Regions from separate parts of the Mus musculus genome. Here region 1 is linked to region 2. The links are chromatin loops, found by intact Hi-C in ENCODE. Cell type or tissue: heart. All regions are shown on one strand. Links, peaks and the distances in the headings refer to the core of each region. The heading gives the core; the rest is flanking DNA. Region 1 overlaps Gm40287 (a long non-coding RNA gene). Region 2 has its middle 24 kb from the start of Mir6387.

Evidence for each region. Hi-C counts contacts between places; a loop is a spot of excess contacts. Peaks named below come from ENCODE experiments on the same cell type or tissue, not always from the same donor. Only the 100,000 strongest peaks of a DNase experiment are listed, where the experiment ranks them.
Region 1: a loop joins it to region 2, with 2.1 times the contacts of the local background. A loop is called at or near these places in 5 of 42 quality-filtered maps.

What each region holds. Positions count from the first base shown.
Region 1 is chr12:15,718,976-15,727,318 of GRCm38, reverse strand. Gm40287 (a long non-coding RNA gene) reads right to left here. Exons shown (of 6, transcript XR_872503.1): 4 at 6,368-6,459; 5 at 1,854-1,974; 6 at 443-1,290. Among named protein-coding and RNA genes, the nearest start is that of Mir6387, 78 kb to the left of the region's middle. In heart, for the core only: no CTCF peak of the experiment used is centred there; a DNase peak (open chromatin) is centred at 4,968.
Region 2 is chr12:15,773,403-15,781,745 of GRCm38, reverse strand. No RefSeq gene overlaps it. Among named protein-coding and RNA genes, the nearest start is that of Mir6387, 24 kb to the left of the region's middle. In heart, for the core only: no CTCF peak of the experiment used is centred there; a DNase peak (open chromatin) is centred at 4,495.

The DNA of each region.
Region 1 (8,343 bases), core at 52-8,051, 54 kb after region 2:
TCTATCAACACTTCCATATTGCTGTTCAATATCTGCAATCACTGGCTAATTCTACCAAAAGGGGTGTCCTGTAATTGTGCCACTATATGAGTAGCTACTGCCACTGGTATTTACATGGCGGACACTCATTTTTAATGCTCTGGTAAGCCTGAAGTTCAAACCTCAGTACTATCAAGCTGTGGCACAAAGCTGCAGTATGTCTCAGTCCTAAGCCTTAAAATAAAGGAGGAATGTTTCATGGTGGTGCTGTAGGGACAGTCCTATGTGAAGAGCTGACCTAGGAAGACCTTAGGCAGCAGTTCTTAACCTGCGTGTAGTGACGCCTCTGGGGGCTCTCAGGGTCACAAATCAGGCATCTTGCTTTTTAGATATTTACATTACAGTTCATAACAGAAGCAAGTGGACAGTTATGGAGTAGCAATGGAATAATTTTATGGCTGTGGTCACCACAACATGCAGAACTATATTAAAGGGTTGCAGCTATAGGAAGGTTGAGAGCCACTGCCCTAGAGTCTTTTCATCCATCAGTCCGTCCTCCAGTCCTTCCCATAGAGTATGTTTCAGGGACTATGATTAGAGAGTCATGAAAGCAGGGTAGGAAGGTAGCTCAGTTGGAAAAAGCTTTGCCATCTGAGAACGAGGACCTGAGTTTTCTCTGATACTCTTGGTAAAACAAACAAACAAACAAACAAACAAACAACATCCAACTGTCTTAGTGCTTGCTTACAATACAGAGGCTGAGAAGGTGAAACAGATGTGCTGGGCTGGCTGGCCAGGGAGGAGTCCCAGCCTAGTCAGACACTCTGTTTAAAAAACAAAACAAAATAAAACAAAAACAAAAACCCAAAGTGGACTGAGGTCCTGAGGAATGATACTAAGTCTGACCTGTGTATATACACATACACACACACACACACACACACACACACACACACACACACACACACACACAGAGAGAGAGAGAGAGAGAGAGAGAGAGAGAGAGAGAGAGAGAGTGTTTCTGCATGAGATGATCCCTGTATCAATCTCTGAAAAAATTAACAATTATCTCAGGGATGTGGGCAACAGAAGGAGCATCCCAAGCAAAAGACACTTAGAATGAAATATTGCTCCACAGCAGAGTTTAGGACAGAGTGGAGGTGGAGGTGAGATATCTCAGGTATAAGTGACAGTAGAAACCATCAACATTCCTAGAAGGGGAACAGGACCCATGTGGAATGATCACATCTTCCAGGTAGCTCCTAGGCCATCTTGGCTGCACACCATTCTCCTTCAGGTGATTGCCCATACCTAAAAATGTAGACATTTCTGTACATTTGTCCTCACTGGTTTCCTTTTGAAGACCCTATGAGATGACCACTGGGGGATGTGAGGAGCCGCCCTCACATTCGCCATTACAAGATGGCGCTGACATCCTGTGTTCTAAGTAGTAAACAAGTAATCTGCGCATGTGCTCTGCCTTCCCCTTGACAACAACTCGGCGGATGGGCTGCAGCCAATCAGGGAGTGACACGTCCGAGGCAGAGGACAATTCTCCTTAAAAGGGACGGGGTTTTGCCATTCGGGGTCTTCGCTCTGTAAGCTGATGCTCTCCCTCTCAAGACGCATTAAAGCTTTTACTGCAGAAGGATCCTGTGTGCCACGTCATGTAGCGTGGGACATCAGGGGGATCCATCACTACTACCTCCATTGTGTCTGACCACATCCCTTTCGAAGAAAATTGAGTTGCAAATTATCTTAGGAAAATGAATTTCAGCTACTAGAGGTTTTAAGACTTCAGAATGACTTAATAATCTCTGAACTCTTCTAGGACAATAGACATTGAATAAATGTGGAGGATGAGATTTACATACACAGATTCATATTTTCCATATCAGCAAATCCAGGCTTTCGTTTAGGGTGAAGGCTTTCGATACAGTTGCTTAGATGTGTTCTCAGAATCATCTGGAATAGCCTCTACCTGAGAAGTAAGCCCTGCAAAAAGAAAGAATGTGACTCAAATAATACAAAATTCAACACGAGAAAACCATGTCATTTATTTTATTGGCATTTATTCAGCCAAAATAAGTCTGTCTCTGGCTAGTCACATTAACCCTTTCTAAACATCTGTGGGATGTCCATGTAGCCCGGGTAATAAGCTCTACATGTGCATTTGAAAAGAGCAGTTCCCGAACACATCTGTTTTCATTCATGCACATACTGCATTATTTTATCATGATGTATTCTTTGTGGTATTACTTTAGAAATCTATTACCCATGGATCACTAGAAGATCTCGTGTCCTGTCATCTTTGGGATAATGAACACTCTCTCCACATGTGTAAATCTGTCAGGCCCGAGTCTTCCCTCGGAGAGACATTTACTCATTTACACATTAAAGGGATCACTTTAGGTTTCCAACCAGGACTGTTTTACTTTTTACTGGAGGAATGCAGAATAGCTCATTAGCTTCAACCTTAAACCAGCTCATTGAAGAGCCTATCTGGAGGAAACAATTAAATCTTTATTGCTGGTTTTAAAAATATCTTTAATATAAATAAATGTGGAGATATATTCAATTGGGAGGGTAACTGATAAAAATATTCTATTAAATTCACTTTGGAAAGAGAGAAGCCAGGATTAATCCCGAAGACACTGTTGTCGGCTTTGATTCTTCGGGTCTCTATTATCAATGTTTCACAGGTCTTACTGCTCTGTGTTCATCAGCAAGGAGTGAAAATAGATGTGCTCATCTTGAATTCTGCTGAAAACTTCTAGAAGCCTCACCAGGACTGGCTCCTGAATGCACAAACTGAGAACAAGTTTATAGTACCTTTGTAACATAAGACAACAACAACAACAACAGCAGCAACAACAACAACACAATTCCTTAGTATTTAGTATTTACTATTTTTTACACTTAAAAACCTTCTTACCTTTCTTACATAAGAAACTCATAGATGCCCTGTGACCTATTAAATGTTTATCTAATATTTGTAAAAACATACTTTTGAAAGGAAAAAATAGAATTATGTATGATTAGATTCAGAGAGAAATCTGCTTTTGAATCTTCATTATATTGTGTCTAAAAGGAGGGATCGGGTCATTGCTGATCCTGCTAATGAACTTGAAAGGCTAAGAGAATGGGTATAGACCAATCACAAGTCATCTATCATAGACTAATGATTCTCACAATGGCCTCTAAGATGGGGGTGGGGTTGGGGTGGGGAGCTGTAAAGGCTTTGTGGTTGCTAGTTAGGGTTCAATTCACTTTAATTCCATGTCACTAGAATTTATTTTTTTAAATCTGTTTATTTATATGTATTTTTATAATTGTTTATATTTATATCTTTAGTTATGATTTTTTTTGATAGCTTCCTTCTCTTTCTGTTCTCTATTAGTTCCTTCACATCCCGATTATTCTCCCCCTTTCACTATGATCCCCCTCCCACAGTTCATGCTTTTTTTAATATTTTTTTGGTACCCGCTGATTTTAACTAGGACCATCTGTGCGGCAATGAGTCTGGAGCTAGCTGTTAAATCCTGATGGGCTCAGACTTGCTTCCTAACTGTCTCTTCCCAGGAACCAATCGGTTGACAGCAGTTGAAGAGGAAGCTTTAGGGCCTCAGGAGCCCCTCTGCCCATGTGGGTTTTGACAGGTTTTGCAGGTCTAGTGCTATGAGATCATGTCTGCAGTGGCTGGGTCGTGTCCTGAGGAGAACGCTCTGTGTCTCTTCTCCTCAGTTTCTGGCCCCCACATTCTTTCCATTCCTTCTTCTGCAATATTTCTGAGCCTCAGAGGGCATGACATAAATGTCCTGTTTCAGGATAAGTACTCATCCATTATTTATTCAAAATACCTTCAGCACCCCAGTCTCTTCTCTCACTGTTGTTCACTTCAAAGAGACGTTGTTGGATTAAGAATAAAAACAGCATCTGTCTATGGATACAAACAATTAACCTGCAATATGATGCCCTGTCATTTTAGCTTATCAATAATAGGGAGGTCAGCCTTAGGACCAACAACTTCCCCAGCTTGGATGTTTGATCTAGTTTATAGCACCAAGTATGCATTCACTCTCGTGGGTCGAGCTTCACCTTAACAGAATGTAATAAGATGAGGGGTCAGAGCTATGTTTTAAAACAATGTATAGCGCCAGACGGTGGTGGCGCACACCTTTAATCCCAGCACTTGGGAGGCAGAGGCAGGCGGATTTCTGAGTTCGAGGCCAGCCTGGTCTACAGAGTGAGTTCCGGAACAGCCAGGGCTATACAGAGAAACCCTGTCTCAACCCCCCTCCCCCAAAAGAAAGACCAATGAAATGAACAGTTATATTTGAATGGCAGGAATTATTTTACCTGAGAATTTTAATCTTTTGGGGGTGATAACAAGATGAGACAAAGGACACTTATCCAACTTCACTGAGCCGAAGCCACCCTCAGTGGTCCTGACTTTTCTAAGCAGAAGCACAGAAAGAGCTACTGGAAAAGACAGAGAGTATCTTGTATGCCCTAGAGAGCTTTGAGGTCAATGAATGATGTTCAGAGAAAGTCAGGCTTAGAGTCTACTTTAAAAAGAGAGACTTTGCGAATTCTGAGTCATAAAATCATGGAGTGATTTGAAGGCAGTGAACAACCTTATGATTACTGGAGTTATGCAGAGGAAGCCTAGGCAGGTTTCATGAGGCTATTTGTGTAGAAAATAGAAGGTCAAATGGGTCATCATATTAGATGGCCTTTCTGATTCCTTCTGGATCTTCCTGAAGCATTGATTTGGCATCTATCTTCTATTTCCCAAACAGAGAGTTCAGGGGCTTCCTGGATCCTTCCTGGAGAAGTACTTTGGGATTTACACAGGAGGAAATTACACACTGTGCAGTTTCCCGAGACTCTCAGAGTCTCAGGACTTGTTAGTGCTGTGAACCCTTAAGGATATCCCCAATTCTGGGCACATAGACATGATTAGCTAGTGACAGATCAGTGCTCTGTAGGTCTCCTCAAAACCTTCAGGAATTCCATGTGACCTACAGCCTGTTCTCTGGCTGTGTTGGGTTGACCAAGGTCTGTCCTGACTTTAGTTTGTATTTCACAGTTTTCTGCCCTAGAATAAGAACGGAAACAGGAGGCTTACCATGTGTGGCCTATGTCTCCCTCTCCCTGTCCCTGTCCCTGTCCTCCCTGTCCTCCCTGTTTCCCTCTCCTCCCTGTCCTCCCTGTCCCCCCTGTCCTCCCTGTCCTCCCTGTCCTCCCTGTCCTCCCTGTCCTCCCTGTCCTCCCTGTCCTCCCTGTCCCCCCTGTCCTCCCTGTCCTCCCTCTCCTCCCTGTCCTCCCTGTCCCCCCTGTCCTCCCTGTCCTCCCTGTCCTCCCTCTCCTCCCTGTCCTCCCTGTCCTCCCTGTCCTCCCTGTCCCCCCTGTCCTCCCTGTCCTCCCTGTCCTCCCTGTCCTCCCTCTCCTCCCTGTCCTCCCTGTCCTCCCTGTTTCCCTCTCCTCCCTGTCCTCCCTGTCCTCCCTGTCCTGCCTGCCCTCTCTCTCCTCCCTCTCCTTCCTCTCCTCCCTCCCCCTCTCCCTCTCCTTTCATCTGACATCTGTTCACTAGGCTCATATTCCTCCAGGTAGGCTCCCACACATAGAAGAATCTCCTCTGGTGCAACTTCCTTTAACTTCAAGAAAGCAGGAAAACAAATTTTAGGTTGTCATCTCTTGGGTTGCCATTTGGAAAAACTGGGTAAACTGCATCCTGTTTATTCAGAAGAACAAGTGGGACATTATCCCAGCCATGTGCAGAGCACAGCTAGGGATGAGGGCCTGGATGGGAGCAGCAGGTGGGCCTGTGCTCCAGTTGTCCCACTGGCTAGCCAGAGGTGAAAGTTGCCATAACTCAGCTGAACATCTCCAAAACATGAGATTTCAGATGGCTCCTAAAGTGCACTGTGGCTCCCAATACTCAAACTGGATGGCAGAGGTACAGAAAAGTCACCCCCCTTGCCCAAGAGCACAATCATTTACTTCTGGTAGTATCTTCTCATATGGGACAAGGAAACTGTGATGGCTGGCTGGTCAACAGGGCCCTCTAAAAACTGATTGACATCTTCAGTATTTTCAGGGCTTCCGTTCTGTTCCTCTAGTCATTTATATGGCATAGTTAGTATTTGTAGATTCTTCTTGGTTCCTCTGCTGGTTTATGAGCCTTTTAGTTGCTTCGTGACTACAACATAACAACACGTACCACTGTATCGTGATAGGGCAGACCCAGTGAACAAAAGCATGTTCCACGAACAGCAGTCAACCTTGACCTCGTGCATTTGACAGCTTCATTTTATTTCATTTTACAGTGGAGCCAGAAAATGCTTTCTTTTGACCAGTTCCCACATCTACCCCGACTGTTTACCTTCCATCTCTGTTTCAGAGGAAAAGCACAACTGTGCCATGTCCATGATTCCTGGAGGTTGTTTCCAATATGTTAGCTCAGCTCCCACTGCTCTGTAGCAACAGAAATGAAGCTGGTTTAGAGGGAAGGGGATAACTATGCCCCTATATGAAATAATATCTGGAAGTATTAAAAAATAAAAGTAAAGGCAGAGTTTATTTTGCAATCCCAGCTCTGCCCGTGCTTCATTATTCCACCTTGGGAAAGTGACTTCTTTGGTTGTACAAAGGGAGTGCAAAGTTTTGTTCTGAGGGTCATGACACCCAGGGTTAGGGCACAGTGGCTGAAGAGATCATATTTTAATGCAACTGAATCAGTAACTGCAAGTATTCTGCCTGTAAAGTTGATATATCTTGTAATTCAGATGAGTGAGAAATCATGAGCGTTGTGGAGCTACAACAACCCTGTCCCTTAGAGGACTTGTTACCATGCTCACGATAGATTGTGTCAAAGCATGTTTTCAAGTTCAGGTTGCACTGGGCCCAATGAGTCATTAATTTCATGGAGTTCAACTTCCTCTTGTGCTTACACAGAAAGAGAGTTGAACTGGAGGCCGCTAGGGCTGTTTCTCACTCTGGTCTGTGTGTACTAGGGTGGCTTAGAGTAACTTACTGTATGGTGTGCCAGATCCTTGAATAAACCAACGTTTCTTTTGCCATGGTCAATGACTGGCTATTAAGGAGCTACGCCTACAACAGGAGTAGAAATCAAGATACATACCCCTCCACCCTACGGGGAGAGAGAGAGAGAGAGAGAGAGAGAGAGAGAGAGAGAGAGAGAGAGAGAGAGAGAGAGACCTTCTGTGTTACACAAGGAACCAGTGAGCAAGAGTAGAACCAGAACCCTAGCCCTCTCAAGGCAGCTGCTATCACCTTAAGTTCCTTTTTCCCATCTAGGGACTAAGTCTTATGCATCTAAGATTCCCTGAAGATACAGGAGAAGTTTCATATATTAACATTCTTTTTTTTTTTTTTACTTCAAGAAAGGAAAAAAAACCTACATCAGAAGTGTAAAATAGAAGCAAGTGAGTTCTATTTTTAAAAAACTGGACATCTAGATCTCCCTGAAAATCTCTACATCAAATACCAGCAAGGAAGGGAGTGGGACTGTCATCTCTGTGTTGTGCATGCTCAGGAAAGAGGCTTCATTCTTTAGAACTATCTTCCTCATCTACTAAAATCAAAAGACAAAAATGGCAATGGACCACTAAGGCCTGGCTTCTCTGTCCTTCTACCTGTTTCTGTTATCCTGTCCTCTGCCACTCCTCCTGGGTGGGATGGAGGTCCTGAAAGATGGAAGGGTTTCATTACCTTAATGGTGAAAGAGTCTCATCAGTGGAAAGAAAGACATAAAGATGAAGTATTATTAAACTAGGTCACATGCAGTATTTCTATTCACCTGCCTGAAGGGACATTTTCTTTATTTCACGTGCAGGGGACACTGGAACATAGGGAAGCCATTTATAATACTGTGACAGTCTTGGGAAAATGTCCCTGCAATGAGTCAGTCTTTCAGAGTTGTGTTCATCTGAAGAACACGAAGGACACGAAAAATGAGTATACAGTGTGCCCCCTGAGTCTCCAGCCCAGCAAGTATGTCTTTGAGACAGCCTTTGTATCTTAACAACCTAGATAGCGACATAATCGCCATCTGTAACTTTTCAGGGGAAGAGTGCAAGCTTTTTTTTTTATTTTTATTTTTTAGAAACTGTGTCACTCTCTAACCTCTTTGTGAGAGACATGACCTATACATATATTAATCTCTTAAAGGGCACCATGGATGTATCAGAGGGTTTGGTCCAGACTTGGTGAAGCCAATATTAATGACCAGAAGACCCAACAATAAGCCTGTCTGGAAAACATTCCTGGATGTGAGCCAGCCTCCGTTCTAACTGGTCTAGATTTGTCCTGGAAAGTACAAAGATAAACTTTCATATC
Region 2 (8,343 bases), core at 198-8,197:
GAAGAGGAGGGGGAGAGGAGAGAAGAGAAGAGAAGAGAAGAGAAGAGAAGAGAAGAGAAGAGAAGAGAAGAGAAGAGAAGAGAAGAGAAGAGAAGAGAAGAGAAGAGAAGAGAAGGGGGTAAAAGAAAATGTATAAAGCTTTTCCTTTTTCTCCTTGTTACTTCGTTCAGGCCCCCCGGGCATGGTGTGGGGCCACCCACACTCCAGGAAGACCCTCTCCCGCTTAGTTAATCCTGTCTGGAAACATCTTCAGGCTTCACAGTCAGTGTATGCTTTATTATTCTCCTGGGCAGTGTCAATTCCACCACATTGGCAAGACTAAGCCACATGCAGCTTGTATTCTTTTAGTCACACACTTTGATTTCTATGGATTATAAAACATACTATGCATTGTTACTGTTTTACGTCAAACCATTGAGTATGTTTAATATAATTAACATAAGCAAATACCTTTATAATTACATATGCTTTCACAATCTTTTGTTTCTTTGTGGACACAAGAGGCCTGATAGGCATTGTGTTTCCTTATTTGAGGTAAGAAATGAGAACTGCAGCCATTTAAACTGTCCCTAATCTTTTAAAACATTGGTCAAGCACCAGACCCCCAATCTTTTGAAGTTTTAGCTCCTGGATTTTGATTATAAATATTTTAACATAGCTCTTCAGGCTCTGCTCATCCTCCTTGAATAGCATGATATGGTCAACTTAATGGTGTACAAGGATGCTCTATGGGGAAGTTTTTAATGATCTGTATCTCTTCAGAATCCACTGTGGGAAGAAGCAGTCAATATAGGCCAGAGAAAACTAGGGCACGTATATTGCTGTCTATACAATATAGATGTCAACTAGTTTTTATTTTTGATGATTTGGTCAGAAATGAATGTGCTTGTAAAGAACATATACTATGTGTCCAACGCCATTTTAGTCTGCACAGGCACAATGATACCACATTTGGAAAGTTATCTTTAATGGGTAAATGTTTGACTGATATTGTGACTATCAACCAGTATTTCCAGGATCCATCTAGCTTCTGCAGGAAATGTAGGAGAAATCACAAATCTTTCATCCTATAAGTTTTGGGAGTGGTGCATTCCTCTGCCTAGGAATGCAATATTGCTTTCTATTTGCTTTCTACATGGGAGTGGAGTAGGTGGCTAGCCAACTTCAGAGTCTTTTATTTGGCTTCTTCTTCTACACCCACTCTGACCCAATAGGTCAAAGACACAAAAGAAGGTCTTGATTCTGCAAGTATGTCAACTACGAAATTGTAGAGAATGGGAAAATGGCCATGGTGTATGTCGGCAGAGTCTGTGGAACTGATTTGAGTTTGGATTCAGCAAGGACTCACTGTGAATAGTCCCCCGTGGCTTACTAGTGAGTTATGATAAGGGTCTCTGAGCACCAGGGTAAAATCTTGCTTGTGTCTAGGGATTCCTGAGATGTTTATATAGTCCTTTGTCCCTTGATATCCAAATAAATGGCCATAGTTTCACTAGAAAAACATGTACATATTGGAGTGCTGAGGGTCTCTTTCTGAACCTTGAGTTTACTGTTGTTTAGCTGGGGTGGCAGCCAAAAAAAGAATCCTTAACTATTGTCTTGTCACCATCCTCAGTGCTGGAGTTACAGGTATACAAGCCACACCCAGAAGTTTTCTAAGTTTTTTTTTTAATAGTTCAATTGTGTAGTTTTTGAGTATGAACTCTGTATATACAGTATTAGAAAGTTGGACACACAGTAGATACTTGCAGTTCTTCAGTGCACAGTTAAACAGGGCAGACACAATGGCAGTAGTTTCTGAATTCAATATGTTAGAAACTTATCTAGACTATGTAGCTGGGATATGAAGAGATGTAACACAAAAAGTTAACCTGATATTTATAAATGGAGGCTTTACAAATTGGAGAACCTTACATCTCTGCACATAAGAAGGAGTGTTGGTTATTAATACAGGGGGAGAAAGAATACCTTTTCAAGATGGGGGTTTTAGAATCTGGGTAGGTAGAATCTATGGGAAAATCTATGAAGATATAGCAGAGACTCGGATTTTCCAAACTATTGCCTTTGTCTTGCCGTAATGCATCTGCCTTAGCATTTAATTTTCTTTAAGGTTCTACACTGCATATTATATCTGAGTCTGAAGCTCAACATATTGTGTTTTTATACAGTGGGTTGTGTATATATGCACCTTAGTTAGGATTCTTATGCAGACATCCTACCACCTCAGGATATAGTATCTAGAGACAGATGGAACTTTTGTATTATGATAAAGAACACACAAAACTGGGAATAGTGCCTTTGAACGAGGCCAGTGACCTAGTTTGTCCTGTGTGACAACCATATAAGAACAATTCAAAAAAGAGCCCTCACTAGAGTCCAGGTATGGGCTCCCTGATCATGTACTTCTAGCCTTCAAGAATTTGAGAAATAAATGCCAGTTGTTTATAAGCCACTCCATTGAAGGTAGTTTTATTAGAGCATCCTTAGTGGACTATGATTCTTCACAGTCTTCAGTAACCCTCTGTGAGCACTAGTCTTCGTTGTCAACTTGACTACATCTGGAATCAACTAAAACTAAACACCTGGGTATGCTTGACGAGGATTTCCTTTCTTTTTTCTTTTATTCTTTTCTCATGTATTACCTCCCAAATTCAGTTTCCCCTTCCTCCCAGACCCTACCCTGACCTCCCTACCCCCCAGATCACATATCCATGCCTCATACCTCCCTCTAGTCCCCCCAAAAAGCAGACCTCCCAGGGATATCCACTGAACATGGCCTAACAAGATACAATATAAGGGCATAAACCCATATAGCAAGGCTGGACAAGGCAAACCAGTTGGAAGAAAAGGGTCCCAAGCATAGGCAAAAGAGCTAGAGATCCCTTAAACTACCCACCTACCATCTTCCACTCTCATTCTTGTTGAGAATCTCACAAGAACACCAAGCTACACAGACATAATGTATATGCAGAGGACCTAACTCAGACCCATACATTGTTTGTTTCTTCAGTCTCTGTGAGCCCCTATGAGACCTGCTTAGCTGGTTTTGTGTGCTGTGTTCTCATAGTGTCCTTTAGCCCTCTGACTCATGAAAAGTTTTTTCAGTTGGGTCATGTAAGGTGAGAAGACTCATCCTAAAGCTGGGTCACACCTTCAGGCAGCATCCTACATAAAAGAAATGGAAGAATGAAGCTTTTTATTTTTTATTTATTTTTTTGCCTACTTGCCCTCATTCTTGATGGCAAGTTCATATATCCTGTCACTGTGACACTCCTTTACTGGTGTTAAAACCTAATTCTTTGGGGATTCCAATGTAGATCCAAGACCTGAAGTTCCTTACAGCTTCTCTGGAACTCTAGACAAGATTTGGGTTACTGAGACATACTGTCTCATGGACTGAACAACTACTACATCCTTGGCCCTCCCATTAGGAGACAGCCATTATTAGACTACTAAAACCATTACTTGCAAGCCAGTGTCATAAATTCCGTGTGTGTGTGTGTGTGTGTGTGTGTGTGTGTGTGTGTGTGTGTATGTGTGTGTATGGGTATTTATTATATCAGTTCTATACCTGTAGAGCCTAACAAATTTTCTTTATTCCTGGCACTACTGAGAGGTCTGATTTTCTTTCTACAAATGGTTCTCCCACATTTACAAATATTTGAATCAAAGTGTTACTAGATTGTCTCTTAAAGCTTCCAGTGGTTGAAATTTTAGCAATGAAGCCACTAATGTTTTGGGAACTGTGTCCTACTTCTTTCCTGGTACATGTCTCAATTGCTATTTGAGTGGTTAGTGATTCTCTTTACCTATTTGTCTTGGGTCATCTTCCTGGCCTTCCTGTGTCTATAGGAATCACATGGATGGAAAATGTCTTGGGAAGAAATACCAGTGAAAGGAAGATCAAAGAAGCATAGTCATTGATTTAGGATGAACAAGTGTGTGTTAACCCAAAGCAGAGCTCCGCAGCACACACCGACTATTAAGATATCAGTAGTTCTACTCTCAGTCAATGTATAGACTATTCTGAGAACACTACAACCTCAGATATACTGAGACAAACTTGAAAGAGATGACTGCTAGGGGCTGTCAAAGAATCGCTTTCATAGTATTCTTTCTTGAAGGACAAACTGAGCCATGCCTTCCTGATTTCAGCTCCTTGTTCCACACCACCCGTGAAATGTGTCTAAGTAGATCATGCTTAGAGAATTGCAAATTCTATCCCATAGGAATAGTTTTCCCTCTGAAACAGTCTACTCAGTTCTGTCAGGATGGTGTGGGCAGTAGCCCTGCTCTGAGCTAGATGGGAACACAAAGTTTAAGGTATTTTAGCTTCAATAGGATTCCAATGTCTGATCATTTCCCATTTTAAAAGTAAATAAATTAAGGTTTCAAGGGGAAGTACACATCCTTCCTAGAACAACCCAGCCCACAGGAAGGAGTAACAATGGCTTCCACCCTTGAGATCACTCTTCCCCTCCTGGGAAGGAAGTGTGAGATTTGTTGGCCTGGACAGAATCTGAGAACATTGATGTTCTGTCTACTCTGGATGCACAAGCAGAGACTGTGTGCCTCACAAGATGATAAGAGCAGCCTGGGGAACACTAAATGTTCATCTTGGGAGGGGCACAGGAGGAAAAGAAGGGGACCCACCCAGTACCCTTTCTTTTGGCTTTGGTTATAAATATTGGTGTTCTCTATTATCTTCTGCAGGTATGACTCCTATTTTCATGGTGCCCTGGGCAGAAGAACCAAGAAGAGGAGGAGATATACCATACTGCAGGAGGCCAACCTTTCTCTGATAGCTTTTACTAAGCATCATGTTAGTAGGACTTTTGTTGCTGTGGTAGAACACATGAATCATTTAAGGGAAGGAGAATTTATTTAGACTCATGTTTTAAAGCAGTCAGTTTCAGAGGACTAGTCTATGACTCACTCTCTTATTATTTGACTTTGCGGATGCTGCTGGCACATCATGGCAGAAGGGCATGGGAGAGGGTAGCTACTCTCTCCAGGATAGCTGGAAAATGGAGAAGGAGAGAAAGGGTTTTGGTATATGATATATCCTTCAAAGATGTGCTTCAAGTGACTAACTCCCTCCAGCTAGGCACCATCTCTGAAAGTTTCCATGACCTCTCAATAAAGCCATCTGTTACTAAATCCATCAATGGATGAATACATTGAGTAGGTCAGCCCTCACTTCTCATTGATCACATCTGCCAACTTCAGACCAAGGCTTTAACGCATGAGTCTTGGGGAAGAGATGAGTACTTGATGACTAAGGCAACTTAAGGAAGGAAGAGATTGATTTTTTTTTTGGCTGATGGATCAAGGGTATAGTTTACCATAGTGGAAAAATTATGGTGGCGTCAGGAGCTTGAGGTAGCTGGTCAGAGTACATCTACTATCAAAAAGTAGAGGGAGATACATGCTAGTACTTAAGCTTGCTTTTGCCTTTTTATTCACTTCAGGACTCCACATCCTGGAATGGTCTACCCACATTGAAGGTGAGTCTTTTACTTCCATTAGTCTCATTTAGGAACCCCTCACAAATATGCTAAAACACTTGTTTCCACAGTGTTTTCTGAATTCCAGTGAGCTGACACTCAAGACTAACCATACATAGGAATGATCCTCTCTCAGGAAAATGCAGAGTTAGGGCTAAGTGCCTGGTCATTGAATTGTTAACTAACTGATGACTCTATAGAACCAGAGTTGGGAAAGAAAAAAATTATAATATGTAGTACAGAAAAAAAAAACCACTTAGCTTATGAATTATGGGCCTCTATTTCAATATTTTTCACCTAGCAAAGGTTTAGAGTTTACCTAGTTGGTGTGACTACTTGTATTAATGGAGACATTGAATATCAAGGGAGTTAAGATACATAGTGATACTTCTTCTATCAGCAACCTTCAGTGTAGCTCTGGGGCCACTTATTCCAGAAAGTCATGCTTGAATTCTTGTCTTTTTTTCAGAAATTCACATGTGTATAGCCATAGTCATGTATCATCAAATGCATACCGAGTAAATGCCAGAGGACCGAGAGATACCGTAAGGGGCCCAGCAAAAAAGCATGCATAACATTGTTATTCTGAGCATGAGGATATGGTAAGAATCCCAAGACAGAGGAAGGGTGGAAGAAGCACAAATCATACAGAAGAAAAGCAAGGGGCTATGGGTGAGCTGGAGAAGGCATGCTTTCTAAAAATGTCTCCTGACTCACTTTCTTCCTCATAGTAGACTGTGGTTTTTAATATATTAAGTCCAGCTGACAGCCAGGGTGGCATACAAAGCTATAAATACTGTACTACAACCATGATCTAATTGAATGCTTAAGCTCTTTGAGCCCGTTGTTATGGCTTGAGGTCCCATAGGCTCATGTTTGGACCTCTCTGGCTTATGGCACTACTTGAAGGAGATGTGGAGGTTAAGTGGTTGGGTGTGGCTGGTGGTTCTGTCTGTGCTGTCTGCTTCTCAGCCCTCTGCCTTATGAGGAGTCTTTGCCAAGTGCTTCCACCATTGTGAATTCTGCCATGTCTCTCCACCATGGTAGGCTGAACAGCCTTGAGACCATGAATCTTTCTTTACTGACATCACTTCTGTTGGATGTTGTGGTCACCAGTTAGCAGACTATAGGAGAATAGCTACAAGTTTTTTGAGTGGGTCAGGTAACACTGACTCTTGAGATTTCATGCAGCAACTGATCCATAGTCATTCACCAACAAATGTTTGTGCAAATAGTGAATCTTTGGCTTAGCAGTCTAAAGAATCCATGCAACTCACTTTTCTTCTGAGACATTTCCCAGGGCAACACAGATGTGATTGGCATATGAGCATAGTTCATTTATATTTTTTGACAGGGTTCACCAGCATCAGTGTGTATTCCCTGGAGACAGAGTACTGGCTCCAGGATGTTCATTGTAGGTCACATAGATTACTCTTGGAGCCACACATCTGCCTGTAGAATTATTTATTTGTGTAAGATTGACAATCTTGGAACTGTATCTCTCTAGCTATTTTTCTGACATTATCCCCCAATGTGTTTAGTTTATAGTTTATTATCATTGTAAGGGGGTGCTTGTTAACTTTTATTTCCTGTAGTTTGTAGCTCTCTCTCTCTTTCTATGTAGCATTCTTTACAAGCTGTGTGCATACCATTCAAAAATGTACCCCAAAAAAGAGATTTTCTATACTATTGTTCTCCTTTGAGACAGAGTCTCATGTAGTTCAAACTAGACTTGATCCTCTTGCTTCTACGTCCCAAGTGTTAGGGTGGCATGTGGCACCATATTTGTCTGTGTCTGCATCTGTGGCACTCCAGATCATGAGGAAAGACCATATCAATAACCCATATAGGTGAGGCACACAGAGGTTTCAGCTGTTTTGGCCATTGAAAGGCTATGTGACATCTAGTAGAGTAGGGTAGCAGGAACTTGCTGGACCCAAAACCTAGAGGTCAATGGGCTAGAACGAGAGATATTCTATAATAGAGACTAAGAAGAACTCCGTGCTATCACTCTCTCAATGTGTGTACTCAGCTGTCATTTACACTCTGAGTTCAATCACCATTTATGACATTAGAATAATGATATCCTTACTGACAACTCCTAGGATAATCTGCCAATATAACTAGCCTTTCAGGCATGGCTAGTGAAAAGTACTGCCTGAAGAGTAGAGGAATGGATAGGTTCACAAGACAACTGACCCTCCCCATCCATTAGTTTTGTCTTACAGCTTCCCACTGTCCTCATCTCAAAGGCTTCAGTATTCCCACTAGCTAATAGGCACCATTCCCAGGGAGAATGTTCTGGAAGTCTTATAGTGGGACTGCCCTGAAGTTTTTATAGAAATGGCTGCTAACCAGGTTCCCTAGTACTCTATGTCTAAGAGCAGCATACCTCCTTAGCTGCAGGTGCACAAACAGTTCACTTCATGAATGGTAAGTTCTGGAGGGCAAGCACAATTGTTAGTTGTGTTATTGCTATGTCAACCCACAACGCTCTTACATGCCTTAAGTTCACTGTGTGGCTTGACTTCTTTCTTGATAAAATGCTGTAAGGAGACAGAGCATAATGAGGGATTGCAGAAGTTGAAGGACAGTCACAACACTCTCTGAGTTACCTGTGATTTTGCTAAGCCTGATGAGTCCTGGGGCCTAATCAAGTCCATGCTGAGGTGGAGAAAGACTCTGAGTCCTGAAAGATGAGTAAGAATGTCTGAGTCAAAGAGAGGCACTGCTGCATAAAGGTATCAGAAAGTGGCCATATAGAAGATGACACTATGTCCAGGCATCTGTGACTCGAAGCTAAACACAATTGGTTGTGACATGCACCATGTCTGAG